Linked DNA regions of Homo sapiens: regions 1, 2, 3 and 4 are each linked to region 5. Evidence: chromatin loops called from intact Hi-C (ENCODE). Cell type or tissue: dorsolateral prefrontal cortex. All regions are shown on one strand. Each heading gives the region's core, and the rest is flanking DNA. Links, peaks and the distances in the headings are about the cores only.

Region 1 (6,051 bases), core at 400-5,399, 570 kb before region 5:
AAAATTAGCCAGGCGTGGTGGCGGGCGCCTGTAATCCCAGCTACTCGGGAGGCTGAGGCAGAGAATTCCTCGAATCCGGGAGGTGCAGGTTGCAGTGAGCCAAGATCGCGCCACTGCACTCCAGCCTTGGCGACAGACCAAGACTCCATCTCAAAAAAAAAAAAAGAAAAGAAAGAGACCAATGATGAGAAATGTCAATTTACACTCAGCCTCAGCACTAAAGAGCAGTAAGGAGTGGGGACATCTGGGGAAACTGGAAATCTGAGGGACCGACAGTCGTTATTCAGCTCAGGTCAACAGCTGCCATAAAAGAATGCAAACCTCATTTAAATATTTGAGGATTTTTCAAGAGAAGTAGGAAAATCTATATTTTTTTATTTAACTTGATCCTTTAAATGTTGGCTCAAACGTTTTTTCAACAGCATGCAGGCCAAACAACACTACCCATCTATACCCTCTACAAGACAGACACAAAAATAGTGAGCTGAAAACTCATGTATCAGAGCAGAAAGTCAGTAAATATTTATTTAAATTGATGCCTTTACAGATAGTGATTTTAGCACAGTACTTAGACCTGTGAAGAAAACTGAAAGAACAAAAAGCTGAATGAGTTAAAAGTGGTTATCTTTAAGGACAGCGTAAGAAAGACTATAGTTTTTATTATTTATACTATTTTTTGTTGTTTAAATTTTGTTATTACCTTAAGAAAAAAAATTAAAAAGGAATCAAAAATCTCTCCACAAAAACCCAACTCTGGTTTGACTTCCTTAGCTGGAACCTGTATTTCTATCATCAGACAACAGAAACCATTGCATTCCTGCTGCACCGAGGCCATAACAGCAACTCCACCAGCTTTGCAGAAATGATAACTGTGCAAGGTTCATCAAGTTCTGTGACCAGCTTCGGTGTCTGTAGCCTCCTGTCCCACACTGGGTTGCTCAATATCTTGTTCTTTGCACATACCTAATTCTTCCTGGCAGCTCAGAGAGGGTGTTGACCATATCTGAGGACTTGCAGAGCATGTCCCCAACTCAAGGACCACATGGAGCAGCCTGGAGGCCTCCTCCAGCCCCAGCCAATATCCAGTGACTACACGGGATTTTATCACTGAGCTTTCTGTCACCTCCCACTGCCCCCGCTTCATTAATCTAACACCATCCTTGTGGCTACATCTCTACTCACAAAACCCTCTGAGACAGCCACAACCACCCCCATTCACACCCCTAGAATACCTTTGTCTCCGTGGGTTCTCCATCCAGATTACACAAGCACAAGTTTGTATCCTCCATCTTGCAGAACCTCTCCCCAATCCTTGGAACAAGAGTCATTTGTCCTCAGCTTTCTTCCAACAAAAAGATGGCCCAGAAAGATGGTCCAGAGATTACTCCTATCCCAGAATGATATAAACTACAAGATTTTTGTTTTAATAAAAATAGCTGGGCTAGGCACCGTGGCTCACGCCTGTAATCCCCACACTTTGGGAGGCCAAGGTGGGTGGATCAGGAGTTGACGTCAGGAGTTCAAGACCAGCCTGGCCAACACAGTGAACCCTCGTCTCTACTGAAAATACAAAAATTAGCCAGGTGTGGTGGTGGGCGCCTGTAATCCCAGCTACTTGGGAGGCTGAGACGGGGAGAATTGCTTGAACCTGGGAGACAGAGGCTGCAGTGAGCCGAGATCGCATCACTGCACTCCAGCCTGGGTGACAGAGCGAGACTCCATCTCAAAGAAATAAAATCAAATAGCTAACAGTTGTTGAGTGTTTTACTTCACACTGGGTATTGTTCTAATCTCTGTGGTTTAGGTACATTTATCTCCATTTTAAGCCAAGGAAACTGAGGCACAGAAAAGTTAAGTAACCTGCTCAAAGCAAAAACTTAGTAATTGGCAAAGCATTTGTGTTGTTTTTGTTGTTGCTATTGTTGTTGTTGTTTGAGACAGGGTCTCACTCTGTCACCCAGGCTGGAGTACAATGGTGTGATCATGGCTCATTGCAGCCCCAGCCTTCCCGAGCTCAAGCAATTCTCCTACCTCAGCCTCCTAAGTAGCTGGGACGACAAGCGTGTACCACCATGCCTGGCTAATTTTTTTTTTTTTTTTGTACTTTTTGTAGAGTTGGGGTTTCGCCATTTTGCCAGGCTGGCCTCCAACTCCTGAGTTCAAGCAATCCTCCTGCCTTAGCTTCCCAAAGTGTTGAGATTACAAGCATGAGCCATCATGCCTGGCCACAAAGCCTTTGTTTTAACCCTGCTTCGACTCCAGATCCTGTGCTCTTACTACTAAAATTATATAGTATTTCAATATCAAACAGCCCATGAATGCAAAACGATACACCCATAAAATAGGATGTAATCGCCAAAATCTAATTCTATTGCATCTAGAAGATCTTTATCCACAGTGAAAAGAGTTGAACATCATTGACAGGTTTGAATACATTCAATATTTATACTCTTACCTCCCCCCACCATTACAAATTGTCTAAATGGCATTCTAAGCCTTTATGAATTCAATTAAAAAGAAAAATGCCAAGGCCTGCTCGCTAGAGGTCGCTCTCCTAACTATGGGGTCCTGTTAGTCTTATAGAGTAAGACAGCAGAGTAGGCCAAGAAAGTGATGGCAGCAGCCATCAGTGTGACCAGCAGATGGCATTAGAGTCCCACAGATCCTGAGATTGAGCCATAGCTAAGCAACTTCACTAGGCATACCACATCTGTCAAGGCAGGTTATGCTAAGCTTATTATTTTCACAAACGTTTAAATATAACGCTATTTGGTTGTCAAGATAGTCCACCCAAAACTCATACACAACTCATCTTCTGGGAAAACAGAATAAGTAAGATGTGTTGCTAGAAATAAGGTAGTGAAGGAAAAAAATAAGAGGATTGATTGACAGGAATGAAAACTCAGACTGGATTTTGAGGCTGTTTCTGGATGGCTTCCACCAAAAACCATAGACCCATCTAAGATCAGGGATACAAGGAGGGCTCATGGCTTCCAGCATTTTCCATTGGCCCTCAGCAAGGTGCTCCCCAAGATCAGCGGTCAAGAGAGGTGGTCAATACACACCAGGTTACGTGAGGACTTGGTTATTCTAGAGGAACCCAGAACACAAGTCCATGGCCTTTTCAACCATGTTAGGCGTTGGAGGCCACGTCAGCCCCCATGGATCCACTCTACAACTTTATAAAGAATTTGTTAGGCACCAGTGGCTTGCTTCAGAGTTCTAGTTCCTATGCTGTCAGGGAGTCTACAGCATCCCTATCCACAACTTACCTCCAGGATTTTGCTTAATTTCTGTGGAAAGCGATCTCAACTTCCCAGTTCACACACAGATGCAACCAGCATGAGACATTCCTAGAAATCAACAACCTTTGGTGACTGGTCTATCTCATGCTATTCTACATACTGCTTGCTCACTTCACAAATACGACATTCCAAGAGCACAAGGCTATCTGGTAAGGATGAGTATGGAGATAAATATTAACATCTTTTTACTGTGATGATTTAGCTGGAATAATTAAAACTTATATTTCCACTTATGAAGACTCTGCCTTTTGTTTTTTTAATAGAGATGGAGTCTCGCCATGTTGCCCAGGCTGGTCTCGAATTTCTGGGATCAGGCAATCCTTCTGCCTCGGTGGTAAGATTACAGGTGTGAGCCACCGTGCTCGACCTGAAGATTCTGTTTTACCGCAAGTAAAACCTACCCCCCTTTATCAACACTGTAGAGACTGTTAATAAGTGGCGCTTCTCAGAGCCAAGTACTGAGAGCAACAGTCACATCTTGAATGATGACCGAGACCAGCAACAAGTACTTCTACTTGTATTTTTACTGACTTTAGTTTAAAAATTTTTACTCATTTTAGTTTTAAAAGTATGTCTTTTTAAAGATATATATACATTTAAAGTATATCTTTTTTAACATATACTTTTATATCTTGAGATGTAAACCGAGAAAGGTGAAAGCACTAAGGAAAACCACTTTTTAGGCAGGCTGGGGTACTTAGAATAGACCATTCATAGAAGAAAGATTTAAAGGAACCAGAGAGCTCAACCCAAGAGACAGAACACATATCTGGACTTGTTTGTGCACATCTTCTGAATGCCTTTGTAGAGGACTTCCCTTCTCCTTGAACTGTTCTCTCTAACTCCTTGTTCTGCCTATAAATCCTACTCATCATTTAAAGTTTTTGTTGTTGTTGTTGATTTTGTTGTTGTTGTTGTTTTTGTTTTTGAGACAGGGTCTCGCTCAGTCGTCCAGGCTGGAGTGCAGTGGCTCGATCTCAGCTCACTGCAACCTCCGTCTCCCGGGTTCAAGCAATTCTCCTGCCTCAGCCTCCTCAGTAGCTGGGATCACAGGCACACACCACCATGCCCAGTTAATTTTTCTGTTTTTAGTAGAGATAGGCTTTTGCCATGTTGGCCAGGCTGGTCTTGAACTCCTGGTCTCAAGTGATCCACCCCTCCTTGGCCTCCCAAAGTGCTGGGATTACAGGCATGAGTCACCATGCCTGGCCTAACGTTAAATTTAAATAGTTCCTCCCCTGTAAAATATTCTCCAACCTCCTCAACCACGGTCAGAATCAACAGCTCCAACGTCTCACCCCTCAGTATGTTTTACAAATTGCCATCATTTGTAAAAATCTATCCCATAGTAATAAAAGCGAACAAAGTGCCATTATTAAAGAGTTTATCAATTAAGTCATTGTCAGGCAGGTGACTTGCTGCAGTGGGCTTAGGGGTTAAGAACACAGGCTCCAGCAGCAGACGGTGGCGTTAATTCTTGGTTCTTCCACATACTAGCTGTGTGGTCTCAGGTACGTCATTAAACTTGACCCTGCCTTGTGTCCTCATCCATAAAATGGAGGCAACAGGTCCAGGCGTGGTGGCTCAGGCCTGTAATCCCAGCACCTTGGGAGGCTGAGGCTGCAGGACCACTCGAGCCCAGGAGTTCAAGACCAGCCTGGGCAACATAGTGAGACCACATCTCCACAAAAATGTTTAAAAATTAGCCAGGCATGGTGGTGTATGACTGTGGTCCCAGCTACTCGAGAGGCTGAGGCCGGAGGATTGCTTGAGCCTGGGAGGTCGAGGCTGCAGCAAGATGTGATCGTACCACTGCACTCCAGCCTGGGTGACAGAATGATCCTGTCTCAAAAAAAAAAAGAAAAGAAAAGAAAAGAAAGTAACAATATTATCTTATTGGATTGTTGGGATGATTAAATAATATAAAATATGACAACAGAACAGTGCCTGGCATAAAACAGTCCTCCATAAAATGTTAACTTTGTATTAGTTTACCTACTAGATAGGTTGTTCCTCACTGTATATCAGAATCACTGGGGATATTTAAAAACAAACAAACAACAACAACAAAAAAACCTGATGTCCAGGCCCTACCCAAGACCTATTTTAAAAGATTGTTGAGGCTGGGTGCAGTGGCTCACACCTGTTATCCCAGCGCTTTGGGAAGGAAGGCAGGTGGATCACCTGCAGTCAGGAGTACAAGACCAGCCTGACCAATATGGTGAAACCCCAACTCTACCAAAAATACAAAAATTAGCCGGGCATGGTGGCGTATGCCTGTAGTCCCAGCTATTCAGGAGGCTGAGACAGGAGAATTGCTTGAACCCAGGAGGCGGAGGTTGCAGTGAGCTGAGATCGCGCCACTGCACTCCAGCCTGGGTGACAGAGCGAGACTCCATCTCAAAAAAAAAAAAAAAAGGCTATTGAGGTGGCTTCCGTTATTCGTGTTTCAAATCTTCCCTGGTAAGTAGCATGCTCCAGGGTTGGGGACCACTGTGTTGGATTGTGACCCCTTTGACAACAGGAACTAATTGTCTCTGCATCCCCAGCACGTGGGTTACTGTCTCAGACATGTATGAATTTAGTAACGTCTGTTGCACGGAACAGAGGATCTGAGAAGATCTAGAAGGATGTAAAATCCAAGTGTATCCTCAAAGCACCTCCTAAGACCCTGCTATGGCTTTAGATGTAACTATTTCCCATCATTATACCTCTGTGCCTCGGAGAGAAGGCTTACCTGAGTACC
Region 2 (6,051 bases), core at 510-5,509, 71 kb before region 5:
CTGCCCAGATGAAAAGTACCCGAGAGAATGAACCAGGGAAAAAAATGTGCCTGTGTAAGACAAGAGCCTTTAGCAGAGAGTGTCCGGGCTGGTTCCTGGCATCCCTGGCTCCTTGCATCTGGTCCTGTCTTTTCCTTTGGCATTGGCACGTGTGGGGATGTGCATTCTGGCTGTGATCATCCTTCCAGAAAAATGTACTGAAAGCGACAGATCCAAGACAAATCCAGAAATGTCACTTCAAAATTGAGCACCATGTTTTCAAAAAGATGGCACAGAGAGACAGATTTTTCCCTTGCTTTCTTCTTTTAAATTTCTTTACGATGTCTCTTCTAGTTTTTAAATCCTGCATAGGAGGATCTTTTACTTTGTATTTAAAAATGCATGGAATTCAAAGTAAAATCACCCATTAATGATAACTTTAAAGTATGATGAATGATATATAATAATGTGATAGTATTGAATCTACAGGTGACATTTTCTGGTATGTAAGGTGTTTCACATAAGTGACCTCTTTTGCTCACAAAAACTTAAGTAACAAGTAATTTTTTCAATATGAATTATATTAATAATATCCTCTTTTACAAAACAGGAGCTGAATCGTACGTAGCAAGGTAAATCTTGTCCTAGGCCACACTTTGCTGGTAGAGTCTGTGACTTTTGATTTCGAAGCCCCAAATCTTTTCTTTACTGCTATGTGAATATAAGAACCTACCCAGAGAGAAACATGTCTACATCGCTTAAGAAATGTATGCTATTTTTGTTATGAATTACAAAAGGACGTATTAGCATGAAGTCAGCAATTGTTGTGATGATGTAGTTGGCACACTACACTTTTTTGGGAAAGGCTTCCTGAAGGTGGTATTCTTTGAGATGATTTTCCAACAGTGTCTATGTGTGAGATAGCTGAAGGATAGAGAAAAGATTTCCCAGGACTATGGGTTAATTTTAAGGAACAAATAGATTTCTGTCAGTGATGAGTCAGGCTAAAATTAAAAAGAAGAAACAAAGACAAAAACACAGATAGTCTTAGAAGAGAAAGCTTGTGCTGGATTAAGTGCAGTTCAGAGTCAGGATGGCAGGCAGATGTCAGTGACCATGGACAAGGTGTGTCTGGAATTCAGTGGGAGGTCAGAGAGGGATTATGGCTGAGATGCAGGCTTCACAGTGGCCCTTCTCAACCATGATCCCAGAGCAGTAAGCGTGGATACTCAGCAGCCCTTACATGGATTGCGGTGTTCTTTTTTTATTTTTTGAGACAGACTCTTACTCTGTTGCCCAGGCTGGAGTGCAGTGGCATGATCTTGGCTCACTGCAACCTCTGCCTCCCAGGTTCAAGCGATTCTTCTGCCTCAGCTTCCCAAGTAGCTGGGACTACAGGCGCACGTCAGCACACCTGGCTAATTTTTGTATTTTTAGTAGAGACGCTGTTTCACCATGTTGGCCAGGCTGGTCTCGAACTCCTGACCTCAGGTGATCCACCCGCCTTGGCCTCCCAAAGTGCTGGGATTACAGGCGTGAGCCACCGTTCCCAGCCGGATTGTGGTGTTCTAACTTGGCATAAGCGGTCAATTGACACAGTGGAAAGAACACAGGACAGGCAGTCACTAACTTTCACTCTGCTTCCCATGGCTGCAGTTTCATCTGATAAAATGAGTGAGGAAACGTTGTCAGCCTCAGAGGGCTGTGAGAAGCCAGTGATGTGAAGCGTGTGAGCGTTTACTCTAAATACTCCGTAAATGAACAGGACATTTGGCCGGTGGTTTCCTTCATTTGTTAATCAAATTTGTCTGCATTTTCTTTTGGCATCTACAAACAGGTCGATGAACTTCTGCATATATATGGTTCAACAGTAGACGGTGTTCCCCGAGACAATGCATGGGAAATCCAGACTTATGTCCACTTTCAGGACAATCACGGAGTTACTGTAGGGATCAAGCCAGAGCACAGAGTAGAAGATATTTTGACTTTGGCATGCAAGGTAACGGATTTTGCTGCAGAAATATATTTCTGAATAGAAATAATCATTAATGTTGCAATCTTATGCCTTCTAAATTCATGTGATATTCAAGGGCCCAGTTTCCATGCCAGGGAACATATTAGCATATTTATTAGTTAATATATTTATTAGCATATTCATTAATTTGCATTCTATTCCTTGATCTCTTTAGAAGAATGAGTTATTAGGTCATGATCCCACACTTCCATGAAGAACCTGAGCTAATCTACTGAAATTCTATGTATACTTTGATATCTAGAATAATTATGAAATCCGTTGCTATTTAAGTTACTTAGAGATGGTGTGTTATAAGAAGGCGGCATAAACTTTGAGGTAATTTAATTTAATCCTAAATAGTTTTATCGGATTTCTCCAGATTAAACACGAAACTTGATATATTCACAGTTGCTTTATGGAGATTAATATAAGATGATGTTTTATTCATTTTTCAAACTGGGTTTCATTCCTGATCTGAGAAGGGAGTTTATGGTAAGTCTTAAAGAGAGCCCTCTGAGAGAGAATATATTCAGCAACATCAGATCAGAAGCTTTTAGACCACCAGGTGGTGCAGTAGAGCTTAAATAGTTTTAAGTTTCCAGAGAAAATACAATCAACTATGTTGAAATGGTGAAAAAGGCATATAGAGTTTGGCAACACTTAATCATGTGCACTTAATAAATGTGAAAAATGTTTAATTTTAGTCCCCCTTTTTCACTTTGACTTGAAACATTAGGATTCTCTACATTTATATGTAGTTTATATCCTTAGGAACTTAATTTCCTTTTGCTCCCATATGTAACGTTTTTATTCAGAAAACCAACAATGTTCTATACCAATGATATCCTCCATTAAACTGATAATTTTCTGAGTAATAAAGGGTATCAGAAGTAGTGGGTCAGCTGGGAGCAGTGGCTCATGCCTGTAATCCCAGCACTTGGGGAGGCCGAGGAGGTCAGGAGATCGAGACCATCCTGGCTAACACGGTGAAACCCCGTCTCTACTAAAAATACAAAAAATTAGCTGGGTGTGGTGGCGGGCGCCTGTAGTCCCAGCTACTCGGGAGGCAGAGGCAGGAGAATGGCGTCAACCTGGGAGGTGGAGCTTGCCTTAAGCCGAGATGGCTCCACTGCACCCCAGCCTGGGCGACAGAGCAAGACTCCGTCTCAAATTAAAAAAAAAAAAAAAAAAAAAAAGATGTAGTGGGTCAATTTGACCCAGTTAGAGCATAGGCCTGAGATAAATTTCTCACTGTTGAAAATATGCATGCGAGAGAAAATATGAGTGTGTGTGCGTACACATTTTCGTTTTGAAAGTTTTTGGAGTAGGACATTCTTAAGTCTGTAGATTTGTTAACATTTTACAAATTTCTGTACTTTAGTAATGAGAAACAAGGTTAGGCTTAACCTAACTAAAGAGATGGCATTTGCTGAGCTGATAAGATTTATTTTACTGTCAGATATGTTCTACCGTAATCTCTTAAAAATGCATCTCTTGCCTTTAATCATAAGCAATATTGTTCAGCGAAAACCTTCTTAAAAATAATTGTCCTCCTTTACTTTTTTGCATACAAGTATTTATTTATTTATTTATTTATTTGAGTTGGAGTCTTGCTGTTATCACCCAGACTGGAGTGCAGTGGTGCTACCTCAGCTCACTGCAACCTCCACCTCCTGGGTTCAATCGATTCTCCTGCCTCAGCCTCCCGAGTAGCTAGTATTATAGGTGTGTGCCACTACACCTGGCTAATTTTTGTATTTTTACTATAGTCGATGTTTTGCTGTATTGGCTAGGCTGGTCTCCAACTCCTGACCTCAAGTGATCCACCCGCCTTGGCCTCCCAAAGTGCTGGGATTACAGGTGTGAGCCGCTGCCCCTGGCCTGCATACAAGTATTTAAATTCGAGCTCTTATATAGGTTTAAATTCAGCAAATTATATGCAGTATTCTTTTAGAGATTTCTACTTTGATTTTTAATAAGCCTGCTAACCAATGATGGATTTAGAAAGAGCATTTAAAATCTGAATAACTGTCTTTTTCTTTATAGATGAGGCAGTTGGAACCCAGCCATTATGGCCTACAGCTTCGAAAATTAGTAGATGACAATGTTGAGTATTGCATCCCTGCACCATATGAATATATGCAACAACAGGTAAGTGTGCACTAGCTTTAGGAAGGGAAACTGAACCACATCTATGGCCCTTTGATTTTGAAAAATGTCATTTTTGGGGAAAATTCTGTTTAAATTTGGCGTCTAGTTTGGAAACAGTCTCTATATAAACGGTATCTTAACAGCTTTCTTGTTTTATGAAAAATAGTGTCAAAGTAATTTTTTGAGGTATCATAACATGAGATCCTCTGATTTTGTTGTTTTCACCTTTTGCAGGTTTATGATGAAATAGAAGTCTTTCCACTAAATGTTTATGACGTGCAGCTCACGAAGACTGGGAGTGTGTGTGACTTTGGTGAGTGTAAGGAATGCCCCTTTCAGGGAATTGTGTTGTTCATCTTTGCCTACTTTGCCCCAGCATCTTTGGACTTAATTTTTTCCCCTTACATTCACATTTTCAGAATATATGACAGTAGTTTCTGAACTTCCTTTCTCTTCCTTCATTTCTATTTATTGATATTAGCAGGTGACACAGATAGGTATTAGTATTAGAGGGAAATGCCAAAGTAATTAAATGGAATGAATATAAAATTGATGGGAATTTGAAAATATAGATTAATAACACAATGAATGTACTGTGTGCTGGTGCTGCTCTGAGCAGACCAACTCATGATTCATATGACAGTTGCTTTCATCTCTAGTGTCTTTGCTCTTAGTTTTCTCTTCCCACCTGGAATGCTCCCCTTCTTTCCTCTTTCTTCCCCCATCCCTCCTCTCTGGTGACATGAATCCTGCTGTCCTTCAAGAACTAACTCAAGGTCTTTCTTGAAGAAGCCGTGTCTGATTGCTTTAGCTTTACTTCCTTCTTTCTTCCCTGAGTTTAACAGTTGAGGGTCAGCTGGGCGCCGTGGCTCATGCCTGTAATCCCAGCACTTTGGGAGGCCAAGGCGGGCAGATCACCTGAGGTCGGGAGTTCGAGACCAGCCTGACCAACATGGAGAAACCCCCTCTCTACTAAAAATACAAAATTAGCCAAGCATGGTGGTACATGCCTGTAATCCCAGCTACTCGGGAGGCTGAGGCAGGAGAATCGCTTGAACCTGGGAGGCAGAGGTTGCAGTGAGCCGTAAGCCAAGATTGCACCACTGTACTCTAGCCTGGGCGACAAGAGCGAAACTCCGTCTCAAAACAAAACAAAACAAAAAAACAGTTAAGGGTCAGTACTTCTGAAGTCACTTCATAGCATCATTTCCTACATTTCTCCTTGATTAGATAATGATTGGTAAATACTTCCATAGAAACACTGAATGATTAGATAATGATTGGTAAATACCTCCATAGAAACACTGTTTCTTACCTTGTTAAATATATCGATACATGATTTTTTCCTTAAAATGATTCAAACTAATAATAAAGTTTATAATATGTTAAAATGTCCTTTTTAGGATGCCTTCGTTTTTTAAAAATTTGTATAATCTTTTCTGACCCCCATGTTATTTTTTTATTTTTTATTTTTTTTGAGACATAGTCTTGCTCTGTCACCCAGGCTGGAGTGCAGTGGCATGATCTCGGCTCACTGCAACCTCCGCCTCCTGGGTTCAAGCAATTCTCCCTGCCTCAGCCTCCCAAGTAGCTGGGATTACAGGCACCGTGCTTGCCACCACACCTGGCTAATTTTTGTATTTTTAGTAGAGACGGGGTTTCACCATGTTGGCCAGGCTGCTCTTGAACTCCTGGACTCAAGTGATCCGCCCACCTCAGCCTCCCAAAGTGCTGGGATTACAGGCATGAGCCACTGTGCCCGGACCCCATGTTATGTTGGTTTTTCCTTTGAAGCCCTCTTAGCCTTTTTTCTCCTCCTCTTGGCCTTCACTGTGCTTTTTGTGGTTGCCATTTGTGTTCATCTTTGTATTGGAATGGATGAATGAAGACATTGCAAAGATACTCTC
Region 3 (6,051 bases), core at 347-5,346, 380 kb before region 5:
CCACCGTGCCTGGCCCTAGTTAACCAATTTTCTCCTGAGAAACACGTTTCCTGTTTTTCTGTTGTACCCAGTATCTGCAGTTTCCCATGGTGCTCCAGTCCTCTACTGAGGAGCATTTCAGCTGTTTCCTGTTCTCTCTGTTCTACCCAGTCTTGACAGAGTTTGGAAGGATGTTTTTCTTTTCTTAGACATGTTATTTTAGAGCACTCTCAGGGATTCAGTAGTCACATGGAATTTCTTGATGTAATGTTTTGTTTTGTTTTGAGATAGAGTTTTACTCTTGTCAACCAGGCTGGATTGCAGTGGCGTAATCTTGGCTCACTGCAACCTCTGTCTCCTGGGTTCAAGCAATTCTCCTGCCTCAGCTTCTCAGGTAGCTGGGATTACAGGTGCCCACCATCACACCTGGCTAATTTTGTGTTTTTAGTAGAGAGGGGGTTTTGCCATGTTGGCCAGGCTGGTCTCGAACTCCTGACCTCAAGTGATCCACCCACCTCGGCCTCCCAAAGTGCTGGGATTACAGGTGTGAGCCACCATGCCCGGCTGTGATTTAATGTTTATAATTTTAAAACCCATGAATGTTTTCAGGGAATTAGAGTTAACTTTTAGAAAATTGCTTTTGTAGTGTCCTGTGTTATCCTTATGTGAGTAAAGCATTATCCTGTAGGCTGAGAGTAGAGAGTACAAAACAGAGGCCAGGCCCTGATGGATTCACCATGAGGCTTCACTCTTTCTCTTCACCTTTCACTACTGAAAGCTGTTAGTATGTGTCTATTCACTATGTGATCCTAGGACATATTTTACTGATATGATTATTTGAGTAGGAGTTGTGTGGTGGCAATTGTGGGTTGTTTTTTTTGGCGGGGCCGGGGTAGGGGGTTGAGACAGGGTCTGGAGTGCAGTGGCATGATCTCAGCTCACTGCAGCTTTGACTGCCTGAGCTCACGCAATTCTCTTGCCTCAGCCTCCTGAGTAGCTGGGACCACAGAAAGGAACCACCATACCCAGCTGATTTTAAAAATTATTTGTAGAGGGGAGGTCCTGCTATATTGCCTGGGCTGGTCTCAAACTCCTGGGCCCAGGCGATCCTCCCACCTTGGCCTCCCAAATTGCTGAGATTACAGACATGAGCCACTATGCCTGGCCCAGCAATTGCTTTAACAGTGGTTAATACGGATATTCCTTGAGCCAGAAGCATAATTTTCCCCATCTGATGCCCAAAATATGAAAGGAAAGAGAAGACATTTACAGGTCTGCAGAAGCAGGGCCCCACAAGGTGGCTACAGATATTATTATGTGGGGCAGGGGTAGGGGAGGGAGGCAGTAGGGAGTTGTATGAAAAGTTTAGATCATTTTTTAGTAAAAACTCCATCTTTTAAGGGCGAATTATTTAAAATATGTCCTTATAGGCTGGGCGCGGTGGCTTATGCCTGTAATCCCAGCACTTTGGGAGGCCAAGGTGGGCAGATCACCTGAGGTCAGGAGTTCGAGACCAGCCTGGCCAACGTGGCGAAACCCTGTCTCTACTAAAAATACAAAAATTAGCTGGGCATGATGGTGCACGCCTGTAATCCCAGCTACCCGGGAGGCTGAGGTACGAGAATCGCTTGAACCTGGGAGGCAGAGGTTGCGGTGAGCCGAGATCGCGCCACTGCCCTCCTGCCTGGGTGCCAGAGCAAGACTCCATCTCAAAATAAAATAATGAAATAAAATATGTTCTTATAGTTACTTGTATAGCAGTCATATTTTCCCTAAGTGCTGGTTCCTTAGGAGCAAGGACTATGCCTTGTCACCCTTGTATCCCCAGCAGTGCCTTGCATGTAGTACAGCAAATATGGGCTGATTAATTAATAAACAGAAATAGTGAGATGTGCCATACACATATGCAAGTCCTAGTTATCAAAGTTAAATAAAAATGTCTTCATTTTTCCCAATTCATTACTCTTACTAAGCAATGAATAATTTCTTGAAAAGGAACTCTGTTACATGTATTCTGGGCAAAAACTGGCTAACTCACTAGTTCACAGCTATTTTTATTATACTTTGTTAAAACAAACAAAATGGGCAAGATTAAGGATGCTGTATTCTCCCGCTCTTGGAATGAAATTTGGTTTGAGTGTTCATCACTGAAAAGTATCATTTTAAATTCTTTTCTACTTCATTTTCTGCAGTGGAAAGTTACGGAAATACAGTTTGAAGGAAATAATTTCAGCCTACAATAATTAAAAATATTGCCATGGGTTTTTAAAAACTGATTTTCCTTTGAACTCTTGTACAGTATTTTGATGTGCATGACAAATAATGACATATATGGAGGCTGTCTTTGACGTCAGCATCTCACTTGGCATTGTTTCACATGCAGGTAAAACTTGCCTATTGGAAGTTTCTTTAAATGTAATAAACCTACCTACAGTTTATTTCTGATAGCCTTTGGGATTTAAGAGAGAAAACCAATACTTTAATTGTTTTAAAATCAAGGAAGCAAAATATCTGTGGGAAGGTGAGCTACTTAGCATTCAACAATGCAAAGTTTCAAAGCATTTTGCAAATTTTAAATATACGCTATAATTCTTCTATAATTGGTGTCTTTGGTACTTTTTGGGTAAATTGGAGTTATTCCAAAATAATTATATTTTATAGCACTTTTGACACCATAACACTTAGCAGCAGGATTTTTAAATTAAAGTACTGTTTAGTTCTTTGCATTCTGTGATATTATGTGTATGGACAACTTTAATTGAAATGTCTAATTCTGGTAGAGGAGGAGATCTCATTAATTGAAAATTATAAAAGGTTTCAAAAAGTAAGTATTTTTAAAATTGTATCTTTTCTTTTTGGTGTCCTTTTCAAAGAATAAATATTCTTAGTTGTGCCTCCGAAAATCACTTACGGAGCAAATTGCACTTCGGGATTCTATACTTGTACCAGTAGAGGTCACTGTGCACCTATAAAAGGAAACCCAGTGCTTGCTTCTAGGGATGAGCTAGTTATCCTAGAATGTTATAACTAATAACATGAGCTAGTTATCCTAGAATGTTATAACTAATAACAATCATTGATATTTCTGGGAACGTAACCAAATTCCCACCCCACTCCCACCTCACCTCTTAACAAAATCACTTGCCTGTTATCTATCACCTGAGAGTCACCTGTTACTGTCTGTCCACATAATGGAAGCGTATTCTGATGAGGTTAAGTAGAGCCCCGGCACACTGTCTCATAGTATACTTAGGTGAATCAGCCAAAGCACCAGAAACTATGATTTCACAGAAGCAGCCATTCAAACTCTCAGTTTCAGAGTTTGAAAGAACTTTAACATTCATCAGATTCAGCATCTGAGATGGGGTTGGAGACTTTTTCATCTATTCTTAACATTTAATTTGCAAATCCAAAATTGTTTCAAAGGTATTCTTTTCAGTACTGTCGTCCATTTAAGAATGAGATTTTACTTATTAAAACTGTTTAGACGTTTACAGTATTATAGTGTCCATGCTACATAGTGTTTGATTCTCTGAGTGTCCAACAAAATATTCGTAGAATATTGTTTTATATGATTATCGCCACAGAGGTTTCTGATAACAGAGGAGTATGTGAGAACTGAACAAAATGCTGGTTTGTTATAAAACTGCAATGGTGCCCTTACCAGATAGTCAAAACAAATGTGTAAATCTCCAATCAGCCTTGTGCAATGACCCAAGTTCCTGTGAAGGTGGCTGTAAAAGGTGATAAAGGAATGTCGTGAATGGAGCAAGCAGCGGGGAATCATAGACCAATGTGATTGGGCCTCAGTTTACAGAAGGAGAATACAATGTAGGTGCTTTCATGGTTCCCTTCAGCTCTAACACTCTCATCTTCAGTGCAGAGGGCACATTGCAGTGGTTAGCAACATGGGTCCTGGAGAGAGTGCCTGGATTTGAGTTATGACTCTGCCACTTAGTAGTCATGAGGTTATCTTATAGTTATCCTTTCTGCACCTGTTTCGACATCTGTAAAATGGGCTTGATACTAGTACCTGCCTCATAGCATTGTGGTATGCAGTCATTGAGTTATATAGGTAAAGTACTTAGAATAGTACATAGAATGTAGTAAATACTCAATCTGCTATAATTGCATACCCATTTTTTTCCTAAATAGAACTCATGCTGGGATATGGTAGCTGAATTCTTAAACCTCACTCTATTGACTGCTCTCTGAGGATCAAAACAGAGTATATTCTGTGTTTTCACTAACTCTTAATGAATAACATCTATGTCAAGGAACCAGATGTGTATAGAATCTTTAATGATTTAAATTTTCTCTACTTTTTTTTATTTAAAGCTCTTCCTGTGCTCATTCTTGTACAATGAGTTTTTTTTTTAAATCTGGAATTTTTTCTGTGGAGTACATAATCACATTTTTAGTTGCTGTTTTTAGTGACTCATATTGATGCTTTTTTTGCAATTAAATGTCCTAGTTTCAGTGAAAGTCACAAAATACAGTATTTTTTTCAGTATTTCTCTATAGCATTCCAATTTTTATAGTATTTTTTCACATTAGAAATCTGTTAGGTCATTTATAAGGCATTTGTGCATTTGTCTTCAACAGACCCATTAAAAATTTTAAAGCAGTAATTTGATTATTCGTATTTGGACTCTCTATTAACTTTATTAACTTTCTTTTTTTTTTTTTTTTTGGTGGGGGTGGTGGGGGGACAGAGTCTTGCTCTGTCACCCAAGCTGGAGTGCAGTGCGCTCCAGCTTACAACCTCCGCCTCCCAGGTTCAAGCGATTATTGTGCCTCATCCTCCTGAGTAGCTGGGACTACAGCCGTGCGCCACCGTGCCTGGCTAATTTTTTTGTATTTTTTTAGTAGAGACAGGGCTTCGCCATGTTGCCCAGGCTGGTCTCGAACTCCTGAGCTCAGACAGTCCGCCCGCCCCTGCCTCCCAGAGTGCTAGGATTACAGGCGTGAGCCACCATGCCTGGCTTAACTTTCAAATTCTATGTAATCAAAGTTTATTACCCACATACCAATTCGTAGTGAGGGAAACCAATATCTGGCACAGAAATATATAGACACATTTTTGTAGGTATAAATTTGGTCTTGAAAGGTGAGACTGATACTAGCTAAAATTTTTATGTTCACTATATACTTTTAAACCCCGTATCCCTAAGCAATTATCTACATAGTCACTGCCTCTATGTAGGTGGGATAAACCAACTGTAGTGAGACATTTTGGTTCCAACTTGCTATCATCTATTATAGGTAGGTGAACTGGCAGAAAAATTACCCAAATGTGATGTCTCATAAACATCTGGCCTTTCTTTAGGGATGGTCAGGTTTCCCTAGACTAGATGGAAGGCCATGAACTACACCAACTTTCTGATTAACTTAAGAGCCATATATTTCTTAGGCCAAGGGTGTTAATAAGGTTGACCATGGTATTCCTTGAAATTATATGCCGTATTACCATAATACCCAAAAATCCGTGCTCAGATTTTTTTATTTTTTTAAAGATGGAGTCTTGCTCTGTTGCCCAGCTGGAGTGCAGTGGCGCGATCTCGGCTTACTGCAGCCTCCGCCTCCTGGCTTCAAACAATTCTGTCTCAGCCTCCCGAGTAGCTGGGATTCAGGCATGTGCCACCATGCCCGGCTAATTTTTGTATTTTTAGTAGAGATGGGGTTTTGTCATGTTGGCCAGGCTGGTCTCAAACTCCTAACCTCAGGTGATCCACCTGCCTCGGCCTCTCAAAGTACTGGGATTACAGGCATGAGCCACCACACCCGGCCTGTGCTCAGATTTTTAAATGAGTCACATGTGTGAATACTCCCTCTCACCACCTCCCCCCCACCCCAAAACACACACACACAAAGGTGAAACAGCCTGGAATAAAACATTCCGTAGTACAATATGATACCAGCTATTTCTTAAACATGATTGTATTTTAACTTCTATAAATCAGCTATCAAAGACAGAAGTAGGCCTCTTTTTTGTATGTTTCCCCCAGCTATATTAGGGTCTGTTATGTGTAGTGAGTCCAGAATGCTGAATTATGTCCAATAATCCAGGTG
Region 4 (6,051 bases), core at 356-5,355, 320 kb before region 5:
CTACATGTCCCCCAAGCATCCCTGCTACCTAGGTGAAGACTTGCATGTCAGAAGGGTTACCCAGCACGGAGCTTGCTTCTCGCACAGAAGCCAATGTGATGGTACCGGATGATAAGAAAAGATAAAGCTTTAATGCGAGTTGACTGGCCAGGGGACAGCAAGCAGTGCTCAAGTCTGTTCCCCGATCTGGGGTGGCGCGAGCCTCTGTGGCCTTTCTAACTAGTCCCAGGTGATGCCATGGCAGCGGGTCTGCCAGGCTTGTAGTGGGAACAGTCAGGAGGTTAAACTTTTCCCTTTGCCCATGCCTGGGCAATTCTGGCTCTGCATCACTGTAACACGGTTAATGTTACTGCTGTAATGGTTAGTCAGTTGAACTGGGTTCGGGATACAGAAGCACTTGGAATGGTCAATAGGTAAGCCTCAAAGAGGTTTCACAAAACCACACAGCTAAGATGGGGGGCTTTCTGATGTTTTAGAGCAGCAGTTCTGACTTTTTCCCCACCCAGGTACTCTTCTCTTTTTCTTTTCTTTTCTTTTCTTTTTTCTCTTCTCTTCTCTTCTCTTCTCTTCTCTTCTCTTCTCTTCTCTTCTCTTCTCTTCTCTTCTCTTCTCTTCTATTCTCTTCCTTTTTTGAGATAGGGGCTCGCTCTGTCACCCAGGCTGGAGTGCAGTGGCTAGGTCATAGCTCACGGCAGCTTCAAACTCCTGAGCTCAGGCGATCCTTCCACCTCAGCTAGGACCACAGGTGCGTGCCACCATGCCTGGTGCCTGGCTAAGTTTTAAAATTTTTTGTAGGTACAGGGTCTCCCTCTGTATCTCAAAGTGTTGGGATTACGGGCGTGAGCCACTGCACCCAGCCCCCACCCAGTTACTCTTACTGGCAAAGGAGAAAAACAAATCCCCTGTCCTCTGGGCCAAGGGCACAGCAGAGATTTGCCAAAAGCATGAAATAGCCTGTTTTATCACAAACCCCTGTGTGGCCATAAAACTATGTATGAACTTTACCCTTTATTCCTACCTATAGGTTTGTTTTAATATACAAGTCATGATTTGTGCTATATCAAACTACTTAACTCTCCGACCGCACCTCCTAGGAATTTTTAAATAAAATCGAGGCTATGGGAGGATGCTTGGGGTTTGTCCTACGGCTCTGTGTGACTTGATGTTCCCCAGCTCACACTTGGGGAAGAAGCATCAGTGGTGGCCCTGAGCTCTCCCCCGGGCCTGCCCTGCCCAAGTGCACAGGGTGCTGGGCAAAGTTGTTTCTGCCGTGCCCTGCTGGAACTTCCAGACAACTCCTGACTGCCCGATGGTGTTTGACCTTCCATGACTTTCTCCGGTCTTGTCATAATCTCCATCCTCCCACGTGGGTGCTTCCTTTTGGGTGTTTTCCTAACAGCACCATTGCATCTGTTGGAAAACAAGGTCATTAGCTCTCTGCCTCTTGTTCCTTCGTGTTTCTCCAATATCGTTCAAGTCTTGCAGACTTTCCTGCCAGTTTCCCAGCTTTGTTTGCCGTTTCAGTGTTCTGGGCAGAGGTGGAGACCTAAGCCCAACAAGTAATCAAACAAACAAAAACAAATAGAAGACTCAGAGCTGACCAGAGAGGTTTGCAACAGCATTACCTCGGGGGCTGCAGGTTCAAAGGTGTAAGCATGACCTCTGTTCTGATGCCAGGCTGGTAGTTAGGGGAAGTTTGGAACAAGATCACCAATCTCAACAGAACATGGTCCTTCCACATTTCCAGCATCAAGTCAGACAGGCAGCCTCACCATAGCTTAGGGCGGAGAGCGGGCATTGGAACTGTGCGGGTAGCTTTGGCTGAACCATGAAAATCGGGCAAGTGACTTAATCAACTCATCCTCTGGACTGTGCTTGTTCAAGTGTCATATGCACAACACCTTAAATTTGCTGTTGTTTTAAGTTAGCATACAACGTCCTGAATGATGGTTTAAAAAAAAAAAAGAAAAAAATGAATTTTTTTTCTAAAGTTGAAAGAGTGTAATAATCAGGGACACAAGGAGCAGATTTAGTGTTTTTTGTTCTTTTTATTGGTGTCCTGCTCTTCATTAGAGTCTTTTTTTTTTTTCTTTCCCGAGACGGAGTCTTGCTCTGTTGCCCAGGCTGGAGTGCAGTGGTGCAATCTCAGCTCACTGCAACCTCTGCCTCCTGGGTTCAAGCGATTCTCCTGCCTCAGCCTCCCGAGTAGCTGGGATTACAGGTGCGCCACCCCATGCCTAGCTAATTTTTGTGTTCTTGCTAGAGAAAAGGGTTTACTGTGTTGACCAGGCTGATCTCGAACTCTTGATCTCGTGATCTGCCGGCTCGGCCTCCCAAAGAGCCGGGATTACAGGTGTGAGCCACCGCGCCTGGCCCCATTAGAGTCTTACAAGCATAGATAGTATCAGTAGCACCAGCACGCACAAAGGCTCCCTCTGCACTGGGTCCTGTGCTCCAGGCTCTGTGTGCATTTTATTAATTCTCTTCACAACCCTCTGAAGTAGATTCTCTTATCACCCTAATTTTGCACATGGCTTAAGGGGATTAAAAAACTTCCCCCAAGGCCAGGCGTGGTGGCTTATACCTGTAATCCCAGCACTTTGGGAGGCCTAGGCAGGTGAATCACTTGAGCCCAGGAGTTCGAGACCAGCCTGGGCAATATGGCGGAAACCTCCATCTCCACACAAAAATACTGAAAAATTAGCCTAGTGTGGTTGTGTGTGCCTGTGGTCCCAGCTACTTGGGAGGCTGAGGTGGGAGGATCACTTGAGCCCAGGAGGTCAAGGCTGCAATGAGCTATGATTGTGCCACTGCACTCTCAAAACAAACAAACAAAAACCTTCCCCAGGTTCACGCAAACTGGGAAGTGTCAGAATCAGTCTCGAAGCTCTGGTGCCTCTGATCAGGAGTCTTTCTCTTGACCACTGTGTGACACATCCACACCCACCAGCTGTCTCCCTGGAGAAAGCTTACCTTTTCGTGTTCAAGATAAGGAACAATATCAAAAATGAACAGGAGCACCAGAATGCTGGAATCATATTATATTTCTGATTGTTAGTGTATTTCTAGCTTTGTATTACTTTATATTTAAGGAATACATTTAGTGAAGCACTGTTTTGTTTTTTGTTTTTGCTTTTGCTTTTTTTCTGCTAGAGAGTATCTTGACTTTCAGGAGTTAGAACTCACTTCTAATAAGAAGATATTTACATCCGTAATTTAGCTGGTGTATCTTCTGGATTGATTGATTTTATTACCCTGCCATGCTGGAAGTGTGAATTCAGCCAAAGCATACAGATTTCAACATTTGTATAAAGGCTACCTCAAGAGGGCGCTCCTTGCAAGCCGTAGAGTTGTTTAGTTCTCTCCGGGCCTGACACTTGATTTTGGAGAGTATTTTCAGAGACTGCATTGCAATCCTGCATGAGTACAGAGGAAATTCATGGAAGAGCCATGAGGAAACATAACAGAAGTGCAGAAATCTGAGTCTTTAGGATGGAAGTTGTGAAGTTTCAGGGATTTCAATTTTTATAAAGATTAAAGAAAAACCTCTCAATTCTTTTCCTGTATAGAATCATAGAAGGGCTAGAAGAATTGCTTTTCTCTATTTTTAAGGACTTGGTAGGAGTGACGGTGGGAGAATTCTCAGCTCTTCTAGATAACCAATTACATCATTTAATATATTGATTTGATATCCTGAGGCAGATGGTATTAGGGTATTTGTTTTTGTTCTTTTAAAAATCATATTAGGGCCAGGTGAGGTGGCTCATGCCTGTAATCCCAGCACTTTGAGAGGCCGAGGTGGGTGGATCACCTGAAGTCAGGAGTTCAAGACCAGCTTAGCCAACATGGTGAAACCCCGTGTCTACTAATAATACAAAAATTAGCTGGGTGTGGTGGTGCACGCCTGTAATCCCAGCTACTTGGGAGGCTGAAGGTAGGAGAATCGCTTGAACCTGGGATGCGGAGGTTGCAGTGAGCTGAGATCACTCTATTGCACTCCAGCCTGGGCGACAAGAGCGAAACTCCATCTCTAAAAAATAAATAAATAAATATCATATTAACTCTTCTAAAAAAAATACAAAGAGGCACAGCTAAAAGGCAATAGGGAAATAAGAATGGAATTCTAAATAATGTTTAATTAATCCAGAAGAAGGTAAGAAAGGAGCAGAGGAATTTAAAAAACAGATGAGAGAAACTAAAAATAAATTCGAGCAGCAGACTTAAATGCAATCACATCAGTAGTTAACATTAAATATAAATTGACCAAACGGTCCAATTTAAAGACAGAAATTGTTAGGCTGCAGAAATAAAAACCCAACTCTATGCTGCCTTTAAATATAAATACAGATAAGTTGAAAGAAAAAAGATGGAATATGTCACACAAACAGTATGTTTTAGAAAGCTCGAATGGCCATATTAATATACAATAAAATAGACTTCAGGATGATATTACCAGAGGTAAAAGGGACAATTGTCCAGGAACATATAAGGCATAAAACTGTGTATGTCCAGTAATAGAGCTTAAAATACGTGAAGAAATATTGACAGGCCAGGCACCATGGTTCGCATCTATAATCCCTGCACTTTGAGAAGTCAAGGCGGGAGGATCGCTTAAGCCTAGGAGTTTAAGATCAGCCTGGGCAACATAGTGAGACCCTGTTGCTACAAAAAACTAAAAACTAGCTGGGCGTGGCAACACGCTCCGGTAGTCCCAGCTGTTCAGAAGGCTGGGGCAGGAGGATCTCTTGAGCCCAGGAGGTTGAGGCTGTAGTGATCTATGACTGTGCCACTGCACTCCAGCCTGGGCAACAGAGTGAGAGCCTGTCTTAAAAAAAAAAAAAAAAAAAAAAAAGGAAAGAAAACAAAAGATTGACAGAATTTACAGGAGTAATAGATAAATCCACCATCACAGTTGGCGATTTTAACATCCCTCTGTTAGTAATTGATAGAACAACTAGACAAAAGCACATTTATTCATCTAAATTGGCCATCCATGGTGGGGGCTGAGCTGCAGTCAGCTAATGGGTACTCTGCTCACGATGGTTTCTACTTCGTGTTCCTGGCTAATGAAGAAGCAGCTGTCTCAGCATCCTTTGTTACCCAGAGGACGTCTTGAGATTGATTACAGTTACTCCAAGGGTGAACCTGAGTCTTTACCTTGGCAAGCAAGTTATGGAGGATTTCCTCTTTACTCCAACACTTGAGATCAACCCTGTCGTCTAGACAGGATGAGTTTCTAGTGAACAGAGTAAATTGCTTCCACTCAAATAAGGCACCTATCTCCAAGGAGCACTTTGTAACTACCGTTTGCTACAACCCCAGGCTGCCGGGGAAGCAGGTTCCTCTGAGAGTCCTCAGTTTGATTACACTGATGGGCCCTTGAGCGCAGAGATTAGAGTTTTACCTATATAGTTAAGTGACACTTAAAGTCCAAGACCTATTATCTTCCAGCCATCCACTTCAGGACCAGATTAAATTCGGCTAGGACTGCTTAATAGGATTATGGAAACACAAGGACCAGCCTCATCCTCCTAGCTCCAGGCAGATTCCCCTCACCGCACCACTTATCAGTTCTCAGCCTAACCATCTCCTGAGAAGAGAATTTTTCAATTTCCTGCATTGATAGGATTTAACAGATTTCCGGGGCTGAGAAAATGGGGGCTTCCCACATTGTGAACGCTCTGTCTGGGTAACACAGAGGCCTTGTTTAGGTGAAAGCATCTTGTGTTTCTGTGTCAGTTAAGCCATGCGTGGTGATGGAGGCAGCACTGTCTGGACTGGTCTCAGAGCAATTCCTTTTTTTTTTGAGACAGGGTCTCTCTCTGTCGCCCAGGCTGAAGTACAGTGGGATGATCTCGGCTCACTGCAACCTCCACCTCCTGGATACAAGCCATTCTCCTGCCTCAGCCTCCCAAGTAGCTAGGATTACAGACATGTGCCGCCACGCCAGGCTAATTTTTTTTTTCTCTTTTAATTTTGATATTTTTAGTAGGGTTGGGGTTTCATCGTGTTGGCCAGGCTGGTCTCAAACTCCTGACCTCAAGTGATCCA
Region 5 (6,051 bases), core at 285-5,284:
AAAAGCCCCACATTTAAAAAGTGGGGTCTTAGAGTGCTTCAAATGAGCAAGACCCAGCCCAAATCCATCTTCTCCAGTTGCTTTAGACAGTTGCTGAACTCTGTTGCCATTTCCTCCCACAAACACCCTCTTTTTAATTAAATTTAATTAATTAATTTTAAAAATGTAAAAATGTTCGTAGAAATGGGTCTCACTGTGTTGCCCAGGCTGGTCTCAAGCTCCTGGCCTCAAGTGATCCTCCTATCTAGGCCTCCCAAAGTGCTGGGATTATAGGCATGAGCCACCACGCCTGGCCCACAAGCACCTTTGTATTGACAGTCTGTAGTACAGTGAAAGCATACCAATGTACTTGTCAATACATATTGACAGTCAGTGCAGTACAGTGAAAGCATACCAATGGCTTGCTCCATTCCTCCTTTGTCATAAAGAAGAGGGGTCCTGTCACCACCTACTTGGCCTGGTAATCACATTCAAAATGGTATTGCATCTCCTAGAATGTTGTAGATTTTGATCTTACAACACAATCCCAAATAAGGGTGTATCTTCCTTCAGAGTAGCTGCATTCCAAGCAACTGGGCATCCAGTGCCAACTGGTGGAATCCAAGTAGCACTGGTGTATCCGCTGGTACCCAAACCAAATGCACCTGGATTCCTACACACACCCTTCATGGCACTCAGACAAAGGGGCAGTTTTCACTGCCAGAGAGGGTCCTACTGCCATGCCTGTTGGAAGGGAGCTGTGGCTCTAGGTATGCGAAAGGTGAATCTGCTTGGAGCTGTGGAGTGAAGGCTGTAGGCTGCAGGCTGTGGTGCCTGTCACCTTACTTTACAGGAGAAAAGACACTGCTTTCCAGATAACCCTTAAGTGTACAGAATACAAATAAGCAACAACTAGAGTGAGGCCAGTGGGAAAAACACTGGTTTATTTTCCTTTATGAAATTTTTGTGGGTATGGTGTAGGGTCTGGATAACATTGCTTAATGGCTTTTTTGATGTTGTTTTTTTTGAGATGGAGTCTCACTTTGTTGCCTAGGCTGGAGTGCAGTGGCGCGATCTTGGCTCACTGCACCCTCCACCTCAGGAGTTCAGGTGATTCTCCTCCCTCAGCCTCCTGAGTAGCTGGGATTAGAGGCGCCCACCACCACGCCCGGCGAATTTTTGTATTTTTAGTAGAGACGGGTTTCACCATGTTGGCCAGGCTGGTCTCGAACTCGTGACCTCAGGTGATCTGCCCGCCTCAGCCTCCCAAAGTGCTGGGATTACGGGCGTGAGCCACCGCACCTGGCCACGCTTCATGGCTTTTAATGAATTGTTTGAAACTCACTTTTTAGGCCACCTATAACAATATTTCTCATGGGTATGCATGAAATGTGTCTTTAAAGTCAGACATTCCTGCATTTTGAGTCAGTGTTAGTCTTTGGGGCGCAGCCTGCATTCCATCCTCGGAAGCTCCCAGCACTCCAGGGCTCTGTCAGGGCTGTGAGGCGGAATCCCACGCTGACAGCTGGGTGCCTGACCCACTGATGTGTTGGGGTTTTCATTAAAGAATGGCATTAGGAGGACTATAGAAATAGATGATCTATAAATGTTAAAAGAGAAATGAAGAATTTAATTCACCCCACTGTGCTCTTCTGAGGTCTTTTATCCATCTGCTTGTAGCTAAAACTGACAAAGCCTTCAAGGCTTTTCTGGACGCCCGGAACCCCACCAAGCAGCATTCCTCCACGCTGGAGTCCTACCTCATCAAGCCGGTTCAGAGAGTGCTCAAGTACCCGCTGCTGCTCAAGGAGCTGGTGTCCCTGACGGACCAGGAGAGCGAGGAGCACTACCACCTGACGGGTGAGGCGGCGGCGGCACCTCCGGGCGAGGGCCTGCACAGGGCGGCGAGGGGCTGCCAGCCGTGCCCTGGGCCTGACAGCTCACCTCTTCCCCGCCTAGTGGCACGTCCTAAGTCACTTTTCAGTTCTGCGATGGTTAATCTTAGGTTTCACGTGAATATGTGAAACTAGCTAGGCGTCTGGGCACTCCTTTAGAGCTTACAAAATACTTGGGTAGAAATGATCTCATCCGGGTAGCGCCATACTCCTCCTATGCAGGGATGATTCTGTCTTCACTCTCAAAATAAGTAAATTACCTCAGGTCACGTGGCTGTGAAACAGTGCCGCTGGAACTGAAAATCAGGCCTATTTTCCTACCACTTGGTTAAGTTTTGTGGGGTTCGCTGCCCGAGCTGCTGGTCAGATTTGTTGGGTGAGGCTCCACCTTGTGGAGATCTCTGAGCAGAGCTCGGCTTCAAAACCAAACTCCCAATGATGGGTTATGCTTTCAAGTCGCTACTGGTGTGTTACTGTTTGAACCTCTGAAATTACTGGCCTGAGACACAATTTATCAAAAACACAAAGCCTTGCAGTTTGATAGTAAATAGAGGATCCTTAAAGAGGGGCTTTATTTGGGTTGGAGATAGTGATTTGTTCATATGTTGAAACTAGGAGGTCCAATTAAACCATAGGTGATAAAATTTATGGGGAGAGAGAGGCTTATTAACACTTTAGTATTACTGAATAATAAATACTGAGAAGAGCGTAAATTAAACTGGCTTTTTTTCCATGACAAGCATACTTTGGTATCAAAATCAACAAGAGGAAAGCATTTTTGTATGACAGTTAACTTCTATAAGTAAATAATACAAATTATGTTCAGCATTCATACTATGTAAAAACTTCATTTTGTATTAAGATGATCTTTAGAAGGGTTTGATTTAAAAAACTTCCTTCCAAACTTCCCTCCAGTTAGAATTAAAATGCTGAATTGGGAGAAAAAAAAGTATAAAGAATACTGAATTTAGAAGTGACCTAAAATTTTGCTTTTTGGCTTTTATAAAATAATGTATCTCTCATATTCCCTCGCGGAAAGTTATGAACATATACCATATATAAATGCAAACAATTGTTCTGTCAGTCAGTCATGTACTGGGGTGTTTTTAAGTTCCATTTAAACCTAGATCCGGGTTCCCAGAAGGGCAAGCCAAACTCGAGAGCTGGTGCCCTAAGCCCAGTCAGGCTTGGGTTTGAAGCCTGGCTCCATTCTTGTGTTTTCCTCTCTGGAACTCTGGCAGAATATCCTGCACTCACTTTTCTCATCTGTAAAATGGGATGGTTTAGTCTTTGAGTTATTGCGGGCACTAAATGAGATGATTCACAGAAATCACCTGTCGTGATCCTTGCTAAGTAGAAAGTGCTCCAGAAATGTCAGTTGTTGTTATTAGTGATACTTTTCACTGATACTCTGTCTCATTTCAAAAAGAATTTGAAGTAGGAGATAATTTTGCTGTTCTTCATTCTAAGGGCTGGGCTACAGTGGGCTGTTGTGACTTATTCTGAATGTAATGCTCCTGCTAGTGGGTACTGGTCTGGAATCCTGAGTTGAATCTTGACTCCATTCATTATTACTGTTGGATAGAATCTAAAACAAATAACAGTTATGAAATAAATATGATTTCATATCTTGCAGAAGCACTAAAGGCAATGGAGAAAGTAGCGAGCCACATCAATGAGATGCAGAAGATCTATGAGGATTATGGGACCGTGTTTGACCAGCTAGTAGCTGAGCAGAGCGGAACAGAGAAGGAGGTCCGTGAGACATCTGCACCCTGGGAGCCTAGTGCATGTGGTGTGGGGTCTGTAGGTGACCTTCTAGATAGGCTGCCCTGTTAGGACTTTCCTGGAGGAGAAAATGCCTAAGATTTTTCTTGATAACAATGTGTCTAATGAACTACACAATTTACATATAGACATATCATAAAATTCATTACACTGGTTTAAAATATAACCTTATGTCACGTTCACATTGTCTGGAACATCCATGGAGGGTGAGAGCTGGCAGAGGGTGGGGTGGAGAAAGGACATGGGAACTGGCATGTGGAGTCTGGGGCTTTTCCTTTTTGATTTTGCCTTTTTTTTTTTTTTTTTTTAACATCAAATATTGGTGGTTACCTGCTTACTTATAAAACTAGTCCAAGCAGGATTTGACATTTTCTGTATTTTTCCTTTTTATCTGATTGCTTAATTTAGAATCTTGTGCTTCTCAAGCCAGCATGCAGGAAGTAGCATAGTTTAGGGAGAAAATGGCAGGAACAGGAAAGGACTGGAGATCAGTCCTTCACTCTGGCCAGTTTCAATGCTGGTGCTCTTTTATCAGCAGCCCGAATGGAGCTCAGAGGTGATGGATGTACTAGATCCCAGGGGAAAGCTTACAAAAGGCACTCTGGAAGAACCACGGACACTGGTAGAGTTCATCTTATGGAAACTGAGTTGGTCACAAGGCATGTCTCACCTACATGTGCGTGCACTGGAGCAAAATGCCTTCACCTTTATGTTATTCATCAGACACTTGGGTGCTTAACTCATATTTTCAAAAGCTCCACCGTTTAAGGCCCCATGTTTACAGGTATCATAAAAATTAAACCAGCTGTGCTTGCATTTTAGCAATGACTGTGTGTACATCACTATCTAACAAGAGATCATCTAGCCTGGGATTTCCGTATCTTCCTTACCTCCTGTTTTTACAATCTAGGTAACAGAACTTTCGATGGGAGAGCTTCTGATGCACTCTACGGTTTCCTGGTTGAATCCATTTCTGTCTCTAGGAAAAGCTAGAAAGGACCTTGAGCTCACAGTATTTGGTTAGTATTCCATTCAGAAGAATGCAGACTGAACAGAGGCTGGGATTACGGAAGAACTTCACTAGCCGCACCAGTCCAGCTCACTCCTGAGCTCCAGGAGTCAGAATTGCTATAATGGTTGGGGACTTAACAGGGCCAGCCCCCAACTATTTGAAACTCCGGCATCGCTCTGCATCCTCATTATCTTGTTCTCCCTTCTGCTGCTTGGCTCAGGCCAAGTGTTACAGGAACAGATCCCTGCGGCTATTTTGAAACCTGCTATCTTTTTCTTTTTCTTTTTCTGAGACGAGGTTTTGCTCTTGTTGCCCAGGCTGGAGTGCAATGGTGTGATCTCTGCTCACTGCAACCTCCACCTCCCAGGTTCAAGCTATTCCCCTGCCTAAGCCTCCTGAGTAGCTGGGATTACAGGTGCTCGCCACCACGCCCGGCTGATTTTTGTATTTTTAGTAGAGATGGGGTTTCACCATGCTGGCCAGACTGGTCTCGAACTCCTGACCTCAGGTGATCCACCTGCCTCAGCCTCCTGGAGTGCTGGGATTACAGGCATTAGCCACCGTGCCTGGCCAGAAACCTGCTATCTTAATAGTCTGCTGTATTTCAAATGTTTTAATTCTGAGAGTTGGGAGAACAAGTGACAGTATATTGTCACTGAGATGAACACAGTGTCCTCAGCTTTCAATAAAACAAAGAGTTTAAAAAAGCCAAGATCAACTTCTAATAGTAGCTTTTAAATAAGCAGGTGCTTCTGCATAGTTCAAATATGAGCGAAAGGGAAGTACCATTTATTCACTCATGTTGGCAGAGTGAGGTCTTAGAGACTCATACGTTTGGAGAGTGTTACTCTGTTAAGACGTTCAGCTCTAGTTTAACCTTGGAAGAGTTTGCATAAAATAAAGACTTTCTTTCTCTTTTCCTTTCTTTAGTTTTTAAGAGAGCCGTCATACTGGTTTATAAAGAAAACTGCAAACTGAAAAAGAAATTGGTAAGGCAAAAATTCATTTTAATTTAAGCTACCTTTTCATAGCTGTATCTTCCTATTAACGTTGAACTGAAAAGCCCACTGAGCACCAAGGCTGGGCTGACTGATACTGCTTACTCTGAGGGTAACTAACCCCATCACATACTGAGAGCGTTTCTGAGTCTCCCCATGAAAGATGTCTGTTTTAAAAGAAGATATACAGCTGGGCACGGTGGCTCATGCCTGTAATCTCAGCACTTTGGGAGGCTGAGGCTTGAGCCCAGGAATTTGAGACCAGCCTGGCCAACATGGTGAAACCCTGCCTCTACCAAAAATACAAGTAACTGGGTGTGGTAGCACGTGCCTGTAGTCCCAGCTACTCGGGAGGCTGAGGCAGGAGGATCAATTGAGC

The links. Peaks named below come from ENCODE experiments on the same cell type or tissue, not always from the same donor. Only the 100,000 strongest peaks of a DNase experiment are listed, where the experiment ranks them.
Region 1: a loop joins it to region 5, with 2.6 times the contacts of the local background. A loop is called at or near these places in 17 of 110 quality-filtered maps.
Region 2: it touches region 5 in a loop (9-fold over the local background); 82 of 110 quality-filtered maps call a loop at or near these places.
Region 3: it touches region 5 in a loop (2.9-fold over the local background); 23 of 110 quality-filtered maps call a loop at or near these places.
Region 4: a loop joins it to region 5, with 5 times the contacts of the local background. A loop is called at or near these places in 48 of 110 quality-filtered maps.

What each region holds. Positions count from the first base shown.
Region 1 is chr6:154,673,165-154,679,215 of GRCh38, forward strand. No RefSeq gene overlaps it. Among named protein-coding and RNA genes, the nearest start is that of SCAF8, 57 kb to the right of the region's middle. In dorsolateral prefrontal cortex, for the core only: CTCF peaks have their summits at 2,595 (motif pointing right) and 2,795; a DNase peak (open chromatin) is centred at 2,587.
Region 2 is chr6:155,175,000-155,181,050 of GRCh38, forward strand. It overlaps TIAM2 (TIAM Rac1 associated GEF 2), which reads left to right. Exons shown (of 27, transcript NM_012454.4): 10 at 1,817-1,978; 11 at 4,040-4,144; 12 at 4,379-4,457. Among named protein-coding and RNA genes, the nearest start is that of CLDN20, 86 kb to the right of the region's middle. RefSeq lists an enhancer at 1-39 and silencers at 1,533-1,662, 3,015-3,217. In dorsolateral prefrontal cortex, for the core only: CTCF peaks have their summits at 2,564 (motif pointing right) and 2,772; no DNase peak of the experiment used is centred there; H3K27ac peaks cover 14 bases.
Region 3 is chr6:154,865,325-154,871,375 of GRCh38, forward strand. No RefSeq gene overlaps it. Among named protein-coding and RNA genes, the nearest start is that of MIR1273C, 15 kb to the left of the region's middle. In dorsolateral prefrontal cortex, for the core only: CTCF peaks have their summits at 2,912 (motif pointing right) and 3,119; no DNase peak of the experiment used is centred there.
Region 4 is chr6:154,925,203-154,931,253 of GRCh38, forward strand. No RefSeq gene overlaps it. Among named protein-coding and RNA genes, the nearest start is that of TIAM2, 67 kb to the right of the region's middle. In dorsolateral prefrontal cortex, for the core only: CTCF peaks have their summits at 3,316 (motif pointing right) and 3,521; a DNase peak (open chromatin) is centred at 3,359.
Region 5 is chr6:155,246,341-155,252,391 of GRCh38, forward strand. It overlaps TIAM2 (TIAM Rac1 associated GEF 2), which reads left to right. Exons shown (of 27, transcript NM_012454.4): 20 at 1,660-1,839; 21 at 3,511-3,629; 22 at 4,573-4,681; 23 at 5,605-5,663. It also overlaps a transcript of TFB1M not described here. Among named protein-coding and RNA genes, the nearest start is that of CLDN20, 15 kb to the right of the region's middle. RefSeq lists an enhancer at 995-1,690. In dorsolateral prefrontal cortex, for the core only: CTCF peaks have their summits at 2,239 (motif pointing left) and 2,442; a DNase peak (open chromatin) is centred at 2,231; H3K27ac peaks cover 2,853 bases.